Regions from separate parts of the Homo sapiens genome. Here regions 2, 3 and 4 are each linked to region 1. Evidence: chromatin contacts called from ENCODE Hi-C data. All regions are on one chromosome and are shown on one strand. The core of a region is the stretch at or near the end of the contact, and the rest is flanking DNA. Distances in the headings are between cores, read along the strand shown.

Region 1 (3,156 bases), core at 184-2,683:
TGACATGATTTGACTTTTATTTTTTATTTATTTATTTATTTATTTATTTTGAAACGGTGTGTCACTCTGTCGCCCAGGCTGGAGTGCAGTGGCAGGAACTCGGCTCACTGCAACCTCCACCTCCCAGGTTCAAGCAATTCTCCTGCCTCAGGCTCCCGAGCAGCTGGGGTTACAGGCGCTCGCCACCACACCTGGCTAATTTTTGTAGTTTTAGTAGAGACAGGGTTTCATCATGTTGGCCAGCCTGGTCTCAAGCTCCTGACCTCAGGTGCTCCGCCCGTCTCGGCCTCGCAAAGTGCTGATTACACTTTGGGTGGGTGAGCCACCGCGCCCGGGCTTTTTTTTTTTTTTTTTAAATCATGGAGTGAGGGACAGGGATGAGCAACATATATTAAGATATTAAGGAAGATATTAAGAGTGGGGGCAAGGAGGCCAGTTAGGAGGCCCTGGCCAGGTGAGAGATACACTGTGACCCAGAATCCTGGTAATGGAGATGTAGTGAACAGATTGAAGTATAGTTCAGAGGTAAAGAGTTGGATAGCTTATGCATGAAAGGAATAAAAACACCTAGAGCTTTGTCCTGATCAACTAGGTGTTGTGTAACTGCGATGAGCAAAATCGGGGGGAAGATGGGGAATCAAAGAGTTCTGCTTGAACCGTAATAATGGTTTTTACTCGTTGCCTGCTTACTATACGCCCGATGATTTACCGATTTTTTTCCCTGTTAAAATTCACAGAACTGCCAATAAGTGCTTTGCCTCAGTTTTGTTGATAAACTTAGGCTCAGACTTGGGAGGAGGGGAGGGGTGGGGGGTCTCACCACTAAGAAGCGGTGGAAGCCGAATCCGAACTTAAGTCGGTCTGTCATCACTGTAGCCTTTCCGAGACAGTTGTCTTATGGAGTTGCTTGGAGAACGTAAAATAAGAGGCCTAAGCAATGCGTCTGATGTACACCTGTCGTGGAATAACTGTTCCCGCTCATTCGGCCGCTGTACCTCTGCTCCCTCATTCGGAGCGTAGCTGGGTATGAATGAAATTCCGGGCTTGTAGCACAGAGAAAACTTCTCTCCCACAATTGGTTGGTGCTGGGGAGGAAGCTCCTGATTGGTGGAAAGTCCGAGGAAGTGGGCAAGCCGGAGGGATTTCGTGTACCTCAGGTGCCCTCACTCTGACCGGCCCCCTATCATTACGTAATTTTCTACGACTCGCGGTAGCTCAGGCAGAGCGGGTTCCTGCAGCGGCGCGACCCTCTGACGTCTCCGCTTCTAATTGGTCAAGAGCTGCGACTGCAGTTCTGAAGCCTAACTGGTTGCCCGTGCCGCCTCGGAGGTGAAGTGTACTGCGCTGATTGGCTTCCAGGCGCCGGCCGCGTGTGATGTCCCGGGCAACGATTGGCTCTCGCCTACCGGGGGCTTCTCTCACCGGGACTCGGGACTCCCGGGAAGTGGACCGGCAGAAGAGGGGGCTAGCTAGCTGTCTCTGCGGACCAAGGAGACCCCCGCGCCCCCCCGGTGTGAGGCGGCCTCACAGGGCCGGGTGGGCTGGCGAGCCGACGCGGCGGCGGAGGAGGCTGTGAGGAGTGTGTGGAACAGGACCCGGGACAGAGGAACCATGGCTCCGCAGAACCTGAGCACCTTTTGCCTGTTGCTGCTATACCTCATCGGGGCGGTGATTGCCGGGTGAGGAACAGACACTCGCAGACAACGGGGCCTGTGGGTCAGCCTTTGCTGGGGGGTGGGAGGGGGTGGGGGAAGTGGCATTGCCAGACTGACGGAGTGGAGAGGGGCATCGCTGTGGGTTGGCGGGGTGGCGGAGGAAGGGGTAGTATGGGCCAGGCTAGTGGGGTGAGAGGAGAACCGTGGGTGACACCAGTGAGAGGGCCTTAGGTCCAGAGAGGGTCTTAGGTAGAGCTAGATTTGCCCAGAGGAGTGGGAGTTGGATGCATTGCCAAACGGCATTTGGGGGATGAGGGAAAGAAGGTGGTTGCGAGCTGAAGCAGTGTCACGTAGAGCTGGGGAAGAAAGAGGGATGCCTGACTGTAAGGAAAGATAGTGACAGTGCCAGGCTGAGGTTGAGGGGATGGACGTTTGTTTGATCAAAGAGGTGAGTTGCTGTGCCCCGCTGAGGTGGAGAAGCGGACGATGCTCTATGCCAAGCCTTCGAAGAGCCATTCTGGGGCTGACATTAAAGTGGGTGGATGATGCCAGCCCGAGTTGGGACTGAACGAAATTGGATGCGGGATGGGAACAAGAAGATCTTTAGACAGCCCTTGTACTTCCCAGCTTCTTGAGCTATTTATTATCTTAAGTTGCTTCATCTTTAACATTCTGGCAGTGCTACTGTTAGGACATTTATGTGGCATAATCTTTTTAAAGAAGGAAAATCATCCTTTGAGAGTGTTATTTGACTTTTAGAAAAGTCAAAATCATTTGGAGCCAGTATAGGGAAAGGGGGGAAGAGTTAATTTGATTATATGGTTATTGCCTAAAGATAACATGAGACCATAAAATAAGGAAGTGGTTTTCTTGACCGAAGGTGGTTCTGAAAGAAAAGTGCCACAGATGTTTTGAATAATCCGAAAAGAAGTATATAGCCTCTTACTGTGATTACTTCAATATATAAGATTCATTACAAATTCTGGTGTTCTCTCTTTAGTCATTCTTTGTGTGTGTATGTGTCACATAAACCTTCATTTTTATACCTCTTTGCTCAGATACAAACCTAAATGTAGAGGAAAAATAAATCTTTTACTTTGAAAAATGTAACATGTAACTCTTTAATGAAGTATTCTCTCCCTCTACTTCCCAGACGAGATTTCTATAAGATCTTGGGGGTGCCTCGAAGTGCCTCTATAAAGGATATTAAAAAGGCCTATAGGAAACTAGCCCTGCAGCTTCATCCCGACCGGAACCCTGATGATCCACAAGCCCAGGAGAAATTCCAGGATCTGGGTGCTGCTTATGAGGTGAGTTGGGAAAAGTGATAAAGTACGAATAAAATCTGTAGCTCTAGAAAAAACATACAATACAGAGAAACACTCCTTTCAGCTCACATTTATTTATTTATTTATTTATTTTGAGACTGAGTCTCTATTGCCTAGGCTGGAGTGCAGTGGTGCAATCTCCGCTCACTGCAACGTCCACCTCCTGGGTTCAA
Region 2 (3,156 bases), core at 306-2,805, 2.7 Mb before region 1:
ATGGCACGATCTCGGCTCACTGCAACCTCCGCCTCCCAGGTTCAAGCCATTCTCCTGCCTCAGGCTCCCGAGTAGCTGGGATTACAGGCGCCCGCCACCATGCCCCGCTAATTTCTTGTATTTTTAGTAGAGACGGGGTTTTGCAATGTTGGCCAGGCTGGTCTTGAACTCCTAACTTCAGGTGATCCACCTGCCTCAGCCTCCCAAAGTGCTAGGATTACAGGCGTGTGAGCCACCACGCCCGGCCAGTATTAATCTTTTCTTTCCCCCTTAAACCATGCAATCTCAAATGGGATTACCACCTCCATCTGTCCTCATTTTCCACCTCCCCAGGAGTTTAAGATTAGTGCCTGACAGATCTATGTTAGTGTATGAAGATACAATGTATGTAAAGTTTTCACAAGTCCCTGATAAAATTCACCTGGAATGCTTGTCGGACATATAGGTTCTTCCACTCCACCCACCCCTCTCCTGATTGTGATTTGGGAGGACTGGGGTGAGGCCTGGGACATAAAATCCATACAAACTCTTCAGGTGATCCTTGAGATTAGGCAATGGCTCCGCCACATTAGAGCCTCGATTATTTACCACTGACTATCCCACGTGTTGATAAACAATGTTTCTTATCAGCAATCAGGTGGATTCGAGGCACCCATCTAACCAAGTCAGAAATTGGAAGGAATGAAGTTTTGAACAAAAGAGGAGGAAAATTTTCAAAGCCAAATGCACATCAGATTCTTAAACAGGTGAGGAATTTCTCTCTTCTCTCTCAAATTAGAAATGAATTACTGTGATGCAAAAATCAGCAATACTGATCAACCATACGCTTCACACTTCTACTCGGAAGGTTCGGCAGTTTTCTTTCCAAATCAACCGGAAACGAAATCTTCCACTGTCTCAATTCAACAATAAAGCCTCTCCTACGACTTTGCCAGACACAAAGTGATACCTTCCATCAGACTTCGTCCTCCCTTAGATCACAAGCTAAAGAAGGCGACTGGTTGTAATGGAACACAACCTTTATAATTAGATGGAAAAAGAATAAAAACCGCCATTCTGCCAGCTGTACTAACTTCTTCACTTCAGAAACTGGCTCAACAGTTTCCACTCGCGATTATGAAGTGTGGCACGCAATGAACCCTCAGCTTAGTTCCCCTTCCAGTCACGTCCTTCCCAATGGGAAAGGAGAAAGCGCAGGCTCGCGGGGGGCTGGGCTGGGCAAGGGGAGCGAGAAGCGAGGACTGGACGGAGGCGAGAGAGGAGAGAGAAGGGGCAGGTAAGGTGAAGGGGGTGAGCTGGGGCCAGCACAAGAGGCCCAGACGGCCTCCGCCCCCGAGGATACACGGCCAGAGCTCAGGGACCAAGAGGCGAGAAGACCAGAGCGCGGCGGCTATTACCTGCGTCCGAGGAGCTGCGGCGGGGTTAGGACCGCAGTGAGCTCCTCGCAGCTGCGGCCGCCCACCGACGCACCCCACGCCTGGCCGCAGCCCCAGCCTCTCTGCGCCCAGCCTCGCCACGCCATCTTCCCAACCTCTGCCCCACCATGGCCCGACCTTACCAACCCCAGCTGCGCAACTACTTCCGGGGCGAAGGCAACACCATAGAGCACGAGGAGCAGTCTAGAGCGCCCCCGCGCGGCTGAGCGGCAGCCGAACCAGCCACGGTGCCCGGACGACTGGCTGGCGCCCTTCTGTCCCACCGCTTCCCCTCCCACTGCTCAGCTGGCTCCGGGAGCGACCTGCGAGAGTGGCCCGGCCTCCCGGCATTTGCAGATGAGGAGGATGGGGCCAGAGCGAAGAGGGACAACTGTCATTTTTTCGAGTAACGGCACATACCAGGCGCTTTGCCTAAGATCGCATTTAATCGTCACAGCACTGCTAGAGGTAGATGTCATCACTGTTTCACTTTGCCTCTGGTCAGAGGGGATAGGACTTGCCCGGAGTTGCAGGGCTGGTCCCTAGAGGAACCAACGTGGCAAGCCAAGTTTTCTTAAATTACTACTTTTTTCTGCATCTCACCACTTCGTGTTATTCTGTATGCCTTTAACAAAGTCCAAGCCTATCGGGCGGGGTGGCTCACCCCTTTAATCCCAGCACTTTGGGAGGCCGAGGCCGGCGGATCACCTGAGGTCAGGAGTTCGATACCAGCCCGGCCAACATGGTGAAACCCCGTCTCTACTAAAAATACAAAAATTAGCCGGGCATGGTGGCAGGGGCCTGTAATCCCAGCTACTCAGTTGGCTGAGGCAGGAGTATTGCTTGAACCTGGGAGGCGGAGGTTGCAGTGAGCCGAGATTGGACCACTGCACTCCAGCCTAGGTGACAGAGCGAGATCCGTCTCAAAAAAATTACAAATACAAATACAAAAATTAGCTGGGCGTGGTGGCGCAAACCTGTAATCCCAGCTACTCGAGAGGCTGAGGTGGGAGAATCACTTGAACTCGGGAGGTTGCAGTGAGCCGATATCGTGCCAGCCTGGGCAACAGAGTGAGACCCTTTCTCATAAATAAATAAGTAAATAAACACAAAATCCAAGCCTGAAATGAAAAGCGGGCTTTCACTTTTTCATAATCCATCCCTCAACTACCTGTCAGTTAGCTTGATTCCCTGCCATTCCATTCCCCCCGACCCTAGCTGCAGCCATACAGTCATTGGCCATTACTCAAAGGCACCATCCGCGTTCCCACTGCTGAGCATTCATGCTACCGTTCTCACCACTTGAAACATCTAACCGACTTGTCCTTCAGGTCAGCCTCAAGTGTCACCTCTTCCAGGAGGCCTTTCCCAGACCTCCACTCCAATTTAGATTCCCTTCCTTTGTACTCACATACCGCTTTATGCTTATCTCTGCAATAGCACTTCATTCATTCCATAAGCTCTTATTAAGCACCTACAGTGTGTCAGGTGATATGTTAAACCTGGGGATACAATTGAGAAGACACTATATCTGACCTCACAAAGATTCTATTGTATTGGGGGAGAAGGCTCTGTAGGAGTCTAGAGAGGGGGGATATAGCCCAATTGAAGGAAGGGGCATGGGAGGCTCAGGGAGAAGGCTTCCCAGAGAAACTGATAGAGGTCACCAAGAGAAGAGGATTGAAGTGTTCCTCAGAAAGAATAGCATTTGTGATGTCTCCCAGCGCACGACTTGTTTGAA
Region 3 (3,156 bases), core at 218-2,717, 2.3 Mb before region 1:
GCTAGGCATATAATAAGCACTAAATAAATATTTGTTGAATTAAGAGTCTTTAGCAAGAAAGCCAAGTGCCTTAAGCCTAGAGTATAGTTTCAGCCTGGAAAGGAGTAGCCAATAATGCCTAATGGACTCAAGTGGTCACAAGATGCCATCATTGAGAAGGGACGTTCAAAGATCACAGAACTGAACACATGGAAAAAGCTGAGATCCAGGAGGAGACCTGAGGTGTCCAAAGCCACAGAGAAAAGCAGCAGCAGCAGCAGTACAACAATTTTGGCTCAAATCTGACTTCTAAGCTGGTTTGCAGGCTGTAAGTTCAGTGCAGAAGGCCAATCTCTAGGGTATCCACCTCTGCCATGCGGGCAGATTAAGATCCGGTTTTCTGTAGAGCAGGCTTGGCGCTCAGGTAAGGGATATGGATGGGTTCGCAATTGACGAGTGAGTGGATACAGAGTCTGGTTTGGAGTTCCAGGTCTGAGATCCAGTTTGGGTCGCGGGTTCAGGTCTCCCTCCCTCCCCTCCCCTCCCCCTCGGCGCACTCACATGCCACCCTGTGAATGACCCAGAAGGTGATGCCCACCTCCGCCAGGCAGAGGCAGGCGGCCACCAGCAGCGTGTAGCGCGGCTCCCGCAGCAGCAGGCGCCGCTCTTGCCAGGCGCGCTGCAGCCATTGCTTGCAGAGTCCCTCTGCCTGGGCCGCGGAACCGGACCGGCCGCGTTTCCGCAGCCCAGCCGCCATCTTAACGGTGCGCCGCTTGTGTGGGCCCACCACCCCCGGAAACCCGAACCTTCGACACTTAGGTTCCGCTTCCCGTGCCTGGCGTCCCACCAGGCTAAGCGCCGATCCGAGTAGCCAGTCTTCATTTACTCCACTAAAATGTAATTTTTCTGCATTTGTCTCCTCTGATGCACTCCACGCTCCATAGGAGCAGGGACAATGTCTTACTCCTCAGTTTATACCCAGCCCTGGGTACACAGGCGCTAATTTAGAACGAATGTCCAGAAAAGCAACATTCCTGCCTACCTCCCCCACAACCGCTGAAGCCAGCATTCTCCTTCGCCTGCGCTGGGAACATCTGTGTTCATGCTGTCTCTCCAGGAGGGCAAAGCCCCTGTTCGCGCCCCTCCTGCCTGCCCTTCGAGCCTTCCGGATGCTGAGAAAAATGAACCTTTCACTAATTTTCAGATTTCCTGATAAAAGTCATTCATATTGAAAATATGAGAGGACGCAGTGATGAGCCCACGTGAGTCTGACACCTTGAGTGCGGCCCTAGGAAATGACTTGGCAGTACAGCCGGAGGATTCAGGGTCTGGACGATAGTTTTCCCAGCCGGAGGATTCTTCGAAGAGCGCTTAGTAAAGGACGGAAGTTCCACGTGTTTGTGTTGAGCAACTGCAGGTGGTGGGCGGAGACACCAGCGCCCCGCCTTCTGCATCCTGCCTTCCGTATTGGCTGAAGGGCCGGCGGCTCTGGCTGCCCGGCGGTTGAGAGCATGGCCTCTCCAGGGGCAGGTAGGGCGCCTCCGGAGTTACCGGAGCGGAACTGCGGGTACCGCGAAGTCGAGTACTGGGATCAGCGCTACCAAGGCGCAGCCGATTCTGCCCCCTACGATTGGTTCGGGGACTTCTCCTCCTTCCGTGCCCTCCTAGAGCCGGAGCTGCGGCCCGAGGACCGTATCCTTGTGCTAGGTGGGTAATCCCGGCGCGGCCCCGCCAGGTAGAGCTGGCAGGACCGGCGCCGCATGGGCTTGGCCTGGTCCGCTTTCCTCCCGCCTGTCTATCCCTCTTGGAGGACGCCTGCGTTGGGACGCGAGATCCAGCTCCTTCAGAGTCCCGGCTGTATTTAGTCAAGGCTAACAGGAGTAAGAGATTGTTGGTCCCGGGGCCCTCTGGAGAAAGACAGTCCCTCAGAGTTTGAGCGTTGGGGGTACCCAAGACCCTGTCCGGACCCTCGGGAGGCAGGCAGCCTTGGGGACCGGATTGCTCAGAGGACCGAGATCAAGTCCTAGCGCTAATTGACTTGTAAAACTTAGGACAAGTCATGAACCCGTTCTGAGCTTTAGATTCAGTTCTAGAAATGGTACTGCGAGTTCACATCGGAGGCGGCACGCGCAGGCACCTCGAGAATAATGCCCAGCGCTTTTCTTTTTGCCCCTGGGCACTGGGAGCCAGAGTCACCTAGAGAGAGTCCTGTCTGAAACTTGGTCCTATGCCTTAGAGAGTGAGAACAGCACCCTCTAGGGGTGGAGGGGAGATTGCCGCCCAGGGTGATACGATTCCCCAAAGGGAGACGTGCTGGAGGAAAGGTAGGGCTCTGGGGTGTTCGGCTGACCTCTTGAGGTTCTCTCCTAGTGTCAGCCTTGGAGGCGCTAGTAAAGTTTGAATGAGCAACAGATTTTCTTCCAATTGTCGTTTTTACTTTGCTCTTTGTAAAAGCCTTTGTATGTTTAAGTGAAGTCTTTAATAAATAAAAAAGGTATATGTAATATATATGTAAGGTATAAATAACAAATCTAATGTGTGTGTCTATTCCACTCAGTTTGAGAAATAGAACATTACTAGGGATAGAAAAAAAAGTATAATTTAGTGGTTAATAACTTGGCTGGGCGCGGTGGCTCACGCCATTAATCCCAGCACTTTGGGAGGCCAAGGCGGGCGGATCACCTGAGGTCGGGAGTTCGAGATCAGCCTGACCAACATGGAGAAACCCCATCTCTACTAAAAATACAAAAAATTAGTCGGGTGTGGTGGCGCATGCCTATAATCCCAACTACTTGGGAGGCTGAGGCAGGAAAATCGCTTGAACCAGGGAGGCGGAGGTTGTGGTGAGCCAAGATCATGCCATTGCACTCCAGCCTGTGCAAGAAGAGCAAAACTCTGTCTCAAAAAAAAAAAAAAAAAAAGAAAAGAACTTGGACTCTGGGCTGGCCTCATGATTCATGCTCATAATCCCAGCACTTTGGGAGGCCAAGGTGGAAGGATCACTTGATCGCAGGAGCTCAAGACCAGCCTGGGCAACATAGTGAGATCCCATCTCTACAAAAAATTTAGGCCAGAGCAGTGGCTTATGCTTGTAATCACAACACTTTGGGAGACCAAGGCGGGTGGATCATTTGAGGTCAGGAGTTCAAGACAAGCCTGGCCAACATGGTGAAACCC
Region 4 (3,156 bases), core at 463-2,962, 2.2 Mb before region 1:
AGGGAGGGAAAGATAGAGACAGAGAGAGGGTGAGAGATAGGAAAGGGAAAGCAAAGAGAAGAGAGGGAACTAGAGAGGAGAAAGTAGAAGAGAAAAGAGAGGGAAGGCGAAGGGATGGAGAAGAGAAAGAAGGGGATGAGAGAGGAAGAAGTACGGAGGAGGAAGAGAATGGAGAGTATTAAGAGGCAAGCACGGTGTAGGAGGAGGGAGGTGAGAGTGGGAGAGAAAGACAAAGGGATAGGATGGTGAAGGGGGGCGGGAGCAGGCTGGAGCACAGAGTGCCCGGGACAGAGCTCGACCCTGAGAGCTCATTCCAGAGACAGCTGGAAGGGACGGAGATGGAGAGGTGGCTGGTGTTAAGAGGCACCATTTCAGAGGCCAGGTGCCTGGCTTCCTTGACCATGCTCCTATCCTGGTCTGGGCAGATTGGCAAGTGTCTCCTACCCCATCCCAAGGGTTGGCCCCTCTACCCTTGCTCTACTCCCACCTCTCCCTGACATCCTGATTCATCCAGCTACTTTCTCCTAACTGGGCACCTCCCAGACTTATAGCCTCTCCTCTCCAAGACGTTCCCTCCCTGCCACCTTCCTGGGCAAATTCCAGCCCAAGCTGGTAAAAAGGAACCACGGGCCCCTTCCTTTCCCTAGGGCTTGGGTCTTCCACCCCAGTGACATGAGGAGGGTCACGTGGCTTCTCAAACACCAAGTAACAATGGGGGCGATAAGTCAGCTCAGAGCCCAGGACCCCTGCTTCTAATGAGGTCAGGGGACACACCCTGGGGTGGGTGGGGGCTGGATACCCCGCATCAGCATAGACAAAGGTCCCAATTCCCACACCCATTCCTGCTTCACCCACCCTCCCTAAAGCTCCTGTCCCCCAGAGTGGCAAGCCACCTTTTTCCAGAGTCAACTGAGGGGCTCCTGGAGCCAACGCTGGGTGTGGAGCCTCCAGAGGTAGGGTCTGGGGCTGACCATCTTTCTACACACTCGATTCTATGCTTAGCATGGTGCCATGCACATGGCAGGGACACAGAGAATGTCTTGGGTGGTGGAGATAGTGGCGTAGAGAAAGTTCAATGGTGTGAATGGTGCCGCGGAAGGGGCAGTGGGGTGCTGAGACTTGGGCCCAGGTGGTGAAGGGGAGGTGCAAAGAAAACGTGCATGTTGTGGGGTGAGGGGAAGGACACCTGAGACAAGTACCTGGTGTCCTTGTCCTCTGCAGGCCCTCAGCCTCAGCCAGAAACCAGCATGCAGTTTTCCATCCCTTCGGCCCTGCAGCCTCAGACTTCCAAGCCTCAGTTTCCCCAGCTCAAAATGCTAGGACAGGATTAGGGTAGGCCCCTGGTCCTCGCGCTTCCCAGGGTAACCTGGAGCAGGGGTCCCGGAGCGCACTCCTGGGGCTCAGCTCAGCTTCACTTACCAGGGTCTGCTCGTACTGCAGCGCCCGTGGCTCCATCCCTTCCTCCGCCGCCGCGGCCGCCATCTCCGCGCACTGCCCTCTCGCCTCCCTCGGCGGTTCCGGCTCTGTCCTGGACTCGGCTCCCGGCCCGCAAAGTCCGCGCCGGCAGCCGTCCCGTCCCCGCAGCCCGGGAGGCCGAGAGCAGAGTGCGGCGGGCCCCCGGCGGGCGCCGCTGGCGCAGCCTCCCGCTCGCGTCCCCTCCCCGGCGGGCGGGCCGAGGGCGGTGCCCTCTGCGCTGCTCCGCCCGCCGGCCCATCCGGAGGGGACGGCCCAGCCAGGCTGGGGTCCGCGCGGGGCCTCCCGAGAGGCGGCAAGGGGCGCTGGGAAGGCGCAAGCCCGCGCCGGCTCCCTGCGGATGCCCGGGTCGGAGAGGGGCGCCCGGGAGGGGCGGGTCTACTGGCACGTGGAGGGGCCGGCCCGGGTTCGCGGTTCCCCGTGCCCAGGCAGGAGGGGCTGCAGACGCCTGAGCTCCGTAGGGGTTGGGGCTGGGGGCTGCGGAGCTGTCTACATCGGACTCCTCCGGGTCAGCCCGTTAGGAGCCGCCTCCCCTCTGCCCCTCCGAAGAGACGAGCGGCCCAGACAGGCCTGGGAAGGCCCCTCTGCCCCGTCAGGGGTGAAAAGCAAAGCTGGAAGGATTCGGAGAGGGTTGGGGCCGTCTTCCTCATCCTTCCTTTTCTCGGGGCTCCCGTGGGTAGGTGCACTTGGAGCAACCGGGCCTGCGGGGTGTGCGGGGGTGGAGGTTGGGGAGGGCACCGGAAGGGGTAGGCCGGAGGGAAGGGAGCTCCAGGTGCCGGGAAGTCTACTCCTGGGACGCGGGCGTGGGTCGCTTCTCCCTGGCTGGGCCCAAGGAGGAACCCAAGTCGCTGCTTCCATCCCTCCGCTTTGGGGGAACTGCCTGCTGGTGTTCTGGGTTCTCTATCAGGGGCTGGGGAAGGATAGAACAGAGGGCGGAGCGCGCGCAGGGTGGATGGGCAGCGTAGAGATAGTGTGAGAGGAGCGAGGGCAGCGCCCAGGAAACGCACAAGTGTGCGGGAGAGCCAGCACCAGGAGTAAGGGGCATTTGGGAGGCAGAGGCGGGGCTCAGGGGGCGGGAGCAGTGCCCGGGAAGGGGGGGCCTTGTGATAGAAGCCAGCACTCAGGAGGAAGGGCCAGTGTGAGGGAAGAGCTGGTATCCAAGGGACAGGGCAGTGCCAGGCTGAAGGGGCACGGAGGGGATCCGTGTCCAGGAGAAGGCAGTGGAGGGGGAACGCGCAGCACTAAGCTGGAGGGGTAATGCCCGGGGGAGGGGGGTGGCGGGAGCCCGGCTGAAGGGGCGGTGTAGGGGAAGAGAGCAGGGCCTGGGGGGAAGAGGGAGGGCAGTGGTGGGAGGGTGCAGTACGAGAGGAGGGGACAATGCAGGCTTTCCTCTTCTCCATAGCGACGTCATGGCAAATTCCCAAACTGGACGGATCCGGCTCGGGTTACGTCCAGCAGGGCCGAGCCGGCCCAGGCCGGCCCCGGGGTCCTCGGTGCCGGCTGGAGGGGCTGGGCACCTCTGGGGCGGGGTTCTGCTCCACCTGCCCTCGGCGCGGACTGTGCCCTCGGCGGGCACGCGGACCGGCGGGGTAGGGCTAGGGCCCGGCTTCTCTGGGCCAAGGATCAAGGTCCCTGCCTGGGTTAGGCCCCCACGCATTCCAGTCTTCGGAACCCGGCCTCTGA

Evidence for each region. Hi-C counts contacts between places; a loop is a spot of excess contacts on that map. Pooled maps may share reads with other maps.
Region 2: a map of CD4-positive, alpha-beta T cell shows a loop between it and region 1 (8-fold over the local background). The contact joins the promoter of PARL here to the promoter of DNAJB11 in region 1. A Hi-C loop is called at or near these places in 2 of 168 maps with a recorded cell type or tissue (CD4-positive, alpha-beta T cell and CD4-positive, alpha-beta memory T cell) and 7 of 50 pooled maps.
Region 3: a map of CD8-positive, alpha-beta T cell shows a loop between it and region 1 (17-fold over the local background). The contact joins the promoter of EEF1AKMT4 here to the promoter of DNAJB11 in region 1. A Hi-C loop is called at or near these places in 1 of 168 maps with a recorded cell type or tissue (CD8-positive, alpha-beta T cell), 2 of 37 single-sample maps with no recorded cell type and 10 of 50 pooled maps.
Region 4: a loop to region 1 is called in a map with no recorded cell type, with 10 times the contacts of the local background. The contact joins the promoter of POLR2H here to the promoter of DNAJB11 in region 1. A Hi-C loop is called at or near these places in 2 of 37 single-sample maps with no recorded cell type and 6 of 50 pooled maps.

What each region holds. Positions count from the first base shown.
Region 1 is chr3:186,569,287-186,572,442 of GRCh38, forward strand. It overlaps DNAJB11 (DnaJ heat shock protein family (Hsp40) member B11), which reads left to right and starts at 1,434. Exons shown (of 10, transcript NM_016306.6): 1 at 1,434-1,679; 2 at 2,809-2,965. The coding sequence starts at 1,612. It also overlaps a transcript of TBCCD1 not described here. RefSeq lists a silencer at 1,446-1,685.
Region 2 is chr3:183,883,325-183,886,480 of GRCh38, forward strand. PARL (presenilin associated rhomboid like) reads right to left here and starts at 1,556. Exons shown (of 10, transcript NM_018622.7): 1 at 1,398-1,556. The coding sequence starts at 1,522. RefSeq lists silencers at 1,316-1,475, 1,586-1,736 and enhancers at 1,686-1,735, 1,776-2,005.
Region 3 is chr3:184,248,205-184,251,360 of GRCh38, forward strand. It overlaps EEF1AKMT4 (EEF1A lysine methyltransferase 4), which reads left to right and starts at 1,468. Exons shown (of 3, transcript NM_032331.4): 1 at 1,468-1,686. The coding sequence starts at 1,491. ALG3 (ALG3 alpha-1,3- mannosyltransferase) reads right to left here and starts at 758. Exons shown (of 9, transcript NM_005787.6): 1 at 541-758. The coding sequence starts at 736. It overlaps EEF1AKMT4-ECE2 (EEF1AKMT4-ECE2 readthrough), which reads left to right and starts at 1,468. Exons shown (of 19, transcript NM_014693.4): 1 at 1,468-1,686. The coding sequence starts at 1,491. RefSeq lists enhancers at 1-82, 83-826, 1,025-1,074, 1,155-1,214, 1,245-1,354.
Region 4 is chr3:184,359,998-184,363,153 of GRCh38, forward strand. It overlaps POLR2H (RNA polymerase II, I and III subunit H), which reads left to right and starts at 1,713. Exons shown (of 6, transcript NM_006232.5): 1 at 1,713-2,149; 2 at 2,876-3,156. CLCN2 (chloride voltage-gated channel 2) reads right to left here and starts at 1,608. Exons shown (of 24, transcript NM_004366.6): 1 at 1,420-1,608. The coding sequence starts at 1,482. It overlaps LOC124906311 (a long non-coding RNA gene), which reads left to right and starts at 330. Exons shown (of 3, transcript XR_007096193.1): 1 at 330-760; 2 at 867-953; 3 at 1,222-1,314. RefSeq lists an enhancer at 1-265 and silencers at 1,383-1,972, 2,533-2,802, 2,873-3,142.